Regions from separate parts of the Homo sapiens genome. Here region 2 is linked to region 1. A link is a loop called in an ENCODE intact Hi-C map of the cell type or tissue named here. Cell type or tissue: CD4-positive, alpha-beta T cell. All regions are shown on one strand. Each heading gives the region's core, and the rest is flanking DNA. Links, peaks and the distances in the headings are about the cores only. Region 1 holds the start of TCHP (trichoplein keratin filament binding). Region 2 overlaps ANKRD13A (ankyrin repeat domain 13A).

What was found. A loop is a pair of places that touch in the nucleus more often than their neighbours do. Peaks named below come from ENCODE experiments on the same cell type or tissue, not always from the same donor. Only the 100,000 strongest peaks of a DNase experiment are listed, where the experiment ranks them.
Region 2: a loop joins it to region 1, with 2.4 times the contacts of the local background. A loop is called at or near these places in 4 of 110 quality-filtered maps.

What each region holds. Positions count from the first base shown.
Region 1 is chr12:109,898,577-109,901,484 of GRCh38, reverse strand. It overlaps TCHP (trichoplein keratin filament binding), which reads right to left and starts at 1,211. Exons shown (of 13, transcript NM_001143852.2): 1 at 1,059-1,211. RefSeq lists enhancers at 1-647, 648-1,488 and a silencer at 881-990. In CD4-positive, alpha-beta T cell, for the core only: no CTCF peak of the experiment used is centred there; a DNase peak (open chromatin) is centred at 1,224; H3K4me3 peaks cover 1,479 bases; H3K27ac peaks cover 718 bases.
Region 2 is chr12:110,014,115-110,017,022 of GRCh38, reverse strand. ANKRD13A (ankyrin repeat domain 13A) reads right to left here. Exons shown (of 15, transcript NM_033121.2): 4 at 590-635. Among named protein-coding and RNA genes, the nearest start is that of ANKRD13A, 16 kb to the right of the region's middle. In CD4-positive, alpha-beta T cell, for the core only: a CTCF peak has its summit at 1,672; a DNase peak (open chromatin) is centred at 1,732; H3K27ac peaks cover 615 bases.

The DNA.
Region 1 (2,908 bases), core at 274-2,773:
AACTCCTTGAGGAAAGGGGTGGGTAAGGAGTCCTTGATGTCTTGTAAATGAGGGAACCAGATGGAGTTCATCCGGCTTTCTCAACTAAGGGAGAGCTAATTCATGTGGAAACAAGGCTAGGTGATTAAGGGGAAAAAAAGAGTCTAAAAGCAAGGTTAGTAAAAACAAGGTAAGGCATTAAAAAACAAGGTTAGTAAAAACAACGTTAAGCATTACAAAGTGATTTGCTCAGGATCACAGAGCCAGGAAGTAAAGGAGATAAACAAGCTGGGTTCCTAATTCATGTCCGTCTGAGACCAGAGCCCAGGCTCTCTCTGCTGCAAGGGGCTGCCTGTTGGGACCAACCTGCCCTGGCTCTGGCAGTCCCCGGGGAGGGGACTGATAATAACACTCGGAAGTATGTTGGGCTACCATGGAGGACAGACCTTTCATCTTGCAGATGAAGAAGCTGAGACCTAGAGAGAGGAATTGCCTGAGCAATGTAGGGATACAGCTGGAGCCTTGAAAGCAGAGAGCAGTCTCACTCCAGGCACCAATTCCCCTGACCCAAAAGCTGTCCTCAAGTGTAGGGTCGATGCAGTGCCTGGGTAGGAACGCCGGCTGAATGAGCGAAAAGGCCTGGTGCACGCCAAGAATCTCATTCTGGAGGTCCTCCAGTTTTGGGGGCAAACACTCTGCGTCTATGGTCCAAATGTAGCCGGCAGGCTGCTAACGTGTGACCTCGGTCTCGAGACCGTGGCAAGCTTCACATACTTTTTTCCCGCTCCCGTAAAGCCGCCAGTGGATCAGTCTTTGCACCAAGAGTTAAAAGTTTAAGATTCCCGTCCCGGATTGGCCACCCACAAGGTGGGCTGCTCCCCGAACACGTCGCATCCCTCTCTCGACCTGAACATGCACGTGCAACAAATGGGGTCACAGCGCGTGGGGAGCGCAGTGAGGACCCCGGAGGCGCCCTGAGCTCGCGCCCGCTGACTGCCGCCCCGGTTCCCGCCCGCGCGGGCCGCCTGCGGGCCCCCGCCCTAACGCCGGATCCGGCCTAGTCCAACCCTCCGACTCACATTTCTCTGAGGCTCGGAGTTTCCGAAGAGTCCCCCGGCCCGACTTCCCGCAGGCACGAAGCGGGCCGGCCAGTCCCCCGGTGTAATTCCCAGACGCGCTACAGCAACGCCGGCTGTTTCCTCCCTGTTTGCACCGGCAACGAGCCCGACGACGGAGCGTCGCAAGGGCCAAGCCTCCTTCAGCGCGTAGGGAGCCTGTGTTTTTCTCTGGTGCCCCGTCGTGGCCAGCGGGAGATAAATAGCAAACGTCGCTGCTCCTTGAAATAGGGAAGCATGGAGGCAAAGAATCCGTCCATGCACTACACGTATTTCAGGATGGTGGTTACCATCACGTGAAGGTGAAGGTGGAAACCAGGGGGAAGAGAATGTAAGTCAGTGGTCCTCAAACCTGGCTGCGCGTGAGAATCACCAGATACCAGCCTGGGCAACACAGAGGGACTCCTGTCTCTAAAAAATTTTTTAAACTTAACCGGGCATGGTGGGACTTGTGGTCCCAGCTACTCGGGAGACTGAGGCGGGAGGATCAGTTGAGCCCAGGAGATCGAGGCTGCCGTGAGCCATGACTGTGCCACTGCACTCCAGCCTGGGTGACAGAGCCAGACACTGTCTCAAAAAAAAGAAGAAAAAATCCAGATACCTTTAAAAAATCCAGATGCCCAAACCAAACCCCAAATCCCATCTGAGAGTATCAGTGTTTTCCAAAATTCCCCAGGTGTGTTCAATGTACAACTTGGGCAGAGGCCTGCTGGCATAAGTAGATGGAAGTTATTGGTAACTTTTTTATTTTTTTGAGACAGAGTCTTGCTCTGTCGCCAGGCTGGAGTGCAGTGGCGTGATCTCGATTCACTGCAACCTCCGCCTTACGGGTTCAAGCGATTACCCTGCCTCAGCCTACCGAGTAGCTGAGACTACAGGCGCACGCCACCACGCCCAGCTAATTTTTTGTATTTTAGTAGAGATGGGGTTTCACCATATTGGTCAGGATGGTCTCGATCTCCTGACCTCGTGATGCGCCTGCCTCAGGCTCCCAAAGTGCTAGGATTACAGGAGTGAGCCACTGCACCCGGCCGATAACTTTCTATTATAGTCTTATATTGGTGGTGAGTTCAAAAGTGTTCATTCTATTAGTATGTTTTATAACTCGTGTGCTACAAGTATTACATGCCAACTATTCCATTAAAAAGAAAATGAAGAAAAATACTTGTTTGTTCTCTTTTCTTTCATTTTCCCATTCTTTCATTTCTTCTTCCCTTCATTTCTCCATTCTTTATTCATCTCTGTTTTTCCTGGATGCAGCATCATGGCCTCAGCTGGGTTCAGTGGCTTACGCCTGTAATCCCAGCACTTTGGGAGGCCCAGGAGGGTGGATTACCTGAGGTCAGGAGTTGAAGACCAGCCTGGCCAACATGATGAAACCCCGTCTCTGCTAAAAATACAAAAATTAGCCGGGCATGATGGCAGATGCTTATACTCCCAGCTACTCGGGAGGCTGAGGCAGGAGAATCGCTTGAACCTGGGAGGCAGAGGTTGCAGTGAGCCAAGATTGCGCTGCTGCACTCCAGCCTGGGTGACAAAGTGAGACTCCACCTCCAAATTAAATAAATAAATGAATACATAAATAAATAAATAAAATTAGCAGGCTGTGGTGGTGCACACCTATAGTCCTAGCAACTTGGGAGGCTGAGGTGGGAGGATCACTTGAGCTCAGGACAAGGAGGCTGCAGTGAGCCGTGATCACACCATTGCACTCCAGCCTGAGTGACAGAGTGAGACCCTGTCTCAAAACATGGTCTCTACAGTCAGAACGCCCAGGTTTCAAGCTATACCATGCTGGTGTAGTCTTGGGCAGG
Region 2 (2,908 bases), core at 214-2,713, 120 kb before region 1:
GTGGGTGGATCACCTGAGGTCAGGAGTTTGAGACCAGCCTGGCTAACATGGTGAAACCCCACTCTCTACTAAAAATACAAAGATTAGCTGGGCACAGTGGCGCGCACCTGTAATCCCAGCTACTCAGGAAGCTGAGGCATGAGAATCGCTTGAATCTGGGAGATGAGGATTACAGTGAGCCAAGGTCATGCCACTGCACTCCAGCCTGGACAACAGAGTGAGACTCTGTCTCAAAAAAATAAAAATAAAAATAAAATAAAAAATAAAAATAAAGTGACATTTTAAAACTAATAATATAGATGTCGGCTATAAATGACAAAAGGAGGAAATGAAATTGTCTATATACTACCTTCATGAATGCCTGGGAGGAAAAGTCCTATGCATGGCGGGGAAGACCGGATGAAAAACACCCAAAGCATTAACAGTTGTGTTTAACTGGGACTATCAGTGATTATTTTTCCTTATTCTTCACTATGTATTTCCTTGACTAAAAAAAAATACATGTAACTTTTACAAAGGAAAAATAAACCTACATGCGGGCTAAGTAAATTTAGAAAGAGAAATAAATAACGAGCCCACAGCCACTCACCCCAGCTGGTGAATTCCCATTTCATCTGCACATAGAAATCCGGAGCCTGAAGGGCAGACAAAGGTTTAAAACAGATTACCCTTGGCACTATCAACACAACATAAGCAGGGGTTAACAGGGTTCTTAAAAACCCTGGGTTAAAAAAAAAAAAAAGAGAAAATAAGAAGAAATAAAATGTAAGCCCCTAGCCGGGTGAGGTGGCTCATGCCAGTAATCCCAGCACTTTGGGAGGCTGAGGCGGGTGATCACTTGCGCTCAGGAGTTTGAGACCAGCCTGGGCAGCATGGCAAAACCCTGTCTCCACAAAAAATACAGAAAGTAGCTGGCTATGGTGGCTCGCTCTAGTCCTAGCTACTCAGGAGGCTGAGGTGGGAGGATTGCTTGAGGCCAGGAGGTGGAGGCTGCAGAGAGCCAAGATTGCACCACTGCACTCCAGCCTGGGCAACAGAGCGAGATACTGTATGGAAAAAAAAAAAAAAAGAAAGAAAAAACAAGTGTAAGCCCATTACTTATTTTATTAAATATTAGAGTGTTATTTTACCTTGATATAAAATATGTCTAGACATTAAGAAAGTGAACAGATGGCCGGGCACAGTGGCTCACTCATGCCTGTAATCCCAGCATTTTGGGAGGCCGAGGCGGGTGGATGAGTTAAGGTCAGGAGTTCGAGACCAGCCTGGCCAATATGGTGAAACCCCATCTCCACTATAAATACAAAAATTAGCTCGGCATGGTGGCACACGCCTGTAATCCTAGCTACTGGGGAGGCTGAGGCAGAAGAATTGCTTGAACCTGGGAGGCAGAGGTTGCCATGAGCCGAGATAGCACTATTCCAGCCTGGGCAACAGAGTGAGACCCCATCTCAAAAAATCAAGAAAGAAAGTGAACAGAAAGCAAGAGAATAAGAGGATTGGAGGGGGATAAAAGTCAAACCTGATTCAGGGTTCCAGTCAGGTTCCTAACAGTAAGAGAAAGATGAACCTGGGAAGATGGGCTTAAGCACTGCCAAGCAAATGTGGGTAACCACCTATTCTAGGCAAAGGGCAGGGAATGTCAATTCCATCCATTCAACGAGCAACTTGACTGTAAAAGGTTTGTGTGCTGGCAAGTGCTTCCTATTTATTGAACTACTCTGTGAAACCGAAAGAGGTTGCTAGACTCCACTTCCTCAGGAAGTTGATTTTCCCTCCAGTTAACATAACATTTTTCTCCACTTTCCTCTGAAACATGTAGAATTTGGCTTTCTGAAGTTTTAAACTACCACAGCAGCCCTGTTTAGGATTATTTTCTTACCTACCATTCCTGTAAGTTCCTAAAGATTCAGAAATCTAAAAGTTACCCTTCAAGAAGAGAAATGCGGCCGGGCGCACTGGCTCACGCCTGTAATCCCAGCACTTTGGGAGGCCGAGGCGGGCGGATCACGAGGTCAGGAGATCGAGACCATGGTGAAACCCCATCTCTACTAAAAATACAAAAAAAAAAATTAGCCGGGCGCGGTGGTGGGCGCCTGTAGTCCCAGCTACTCGGGAGGCTGAGGCAGGAGAATGGCGTGAACCCGGGAGGTGGAGCTTGCAGTGAACCAAGATCGCGCCACTGCACTCCAGCCTGGGCTACAGAGCGAGATTCCGTCTCAAAAAAAAAAAAGAAGAGAAATGCTAGAAATTCCAGGTGTTCTTCCTATTCCTACACACTTGCAAGGCTTTGCCATGATTTTTACCAAAGAACAGGGCAGGAGGGCCAAGAATCTACCCTGGAGTAAAATCTGCCAGCATTCCAATGATGAGCAAAGACAACCTCCAAGAAACAGGTGGTAAGAAAGGCTGATGTATGTTATAAGGAGATACTGTTGAAAGACAAGACATCAATGACAGCTTCTGGAGCCACTAAGTACGCAGGTCATTTACAGGCTCTCTATAACTTGAAGCAAAGAATACAATTCAGTGCAGTCCATCACAATGGACCAATATGAGTAAAAAAATTAAAATCCTTGACACTAATTTTTATTTTTATTTTTTATTTTTTGAGATGGAGTCTCGCTCTGTCACCCAGGCTGGAGTGCAGTGGTGCAATCTCGGCTCACTGCAAGCTCCGCCTCCCAGGTTCACAGCATTCTCCTGCCTCAGCCTCCTGAGTAGCTGGGACTACAGGCGCCCGCCACCACACCCGGCTAATTTTTTGTATTTTTAGTAGAGATGGGGTTTCACCGTGTTAGTCAGGATGGTCTCGGTCTCCTGACCTCGTGATCCACCCACCTCAGCCTCCCAAAGTGCTGGCATTATAGGCGTGAGCCACCACACCCAGCTGACTGTCTTATTTATA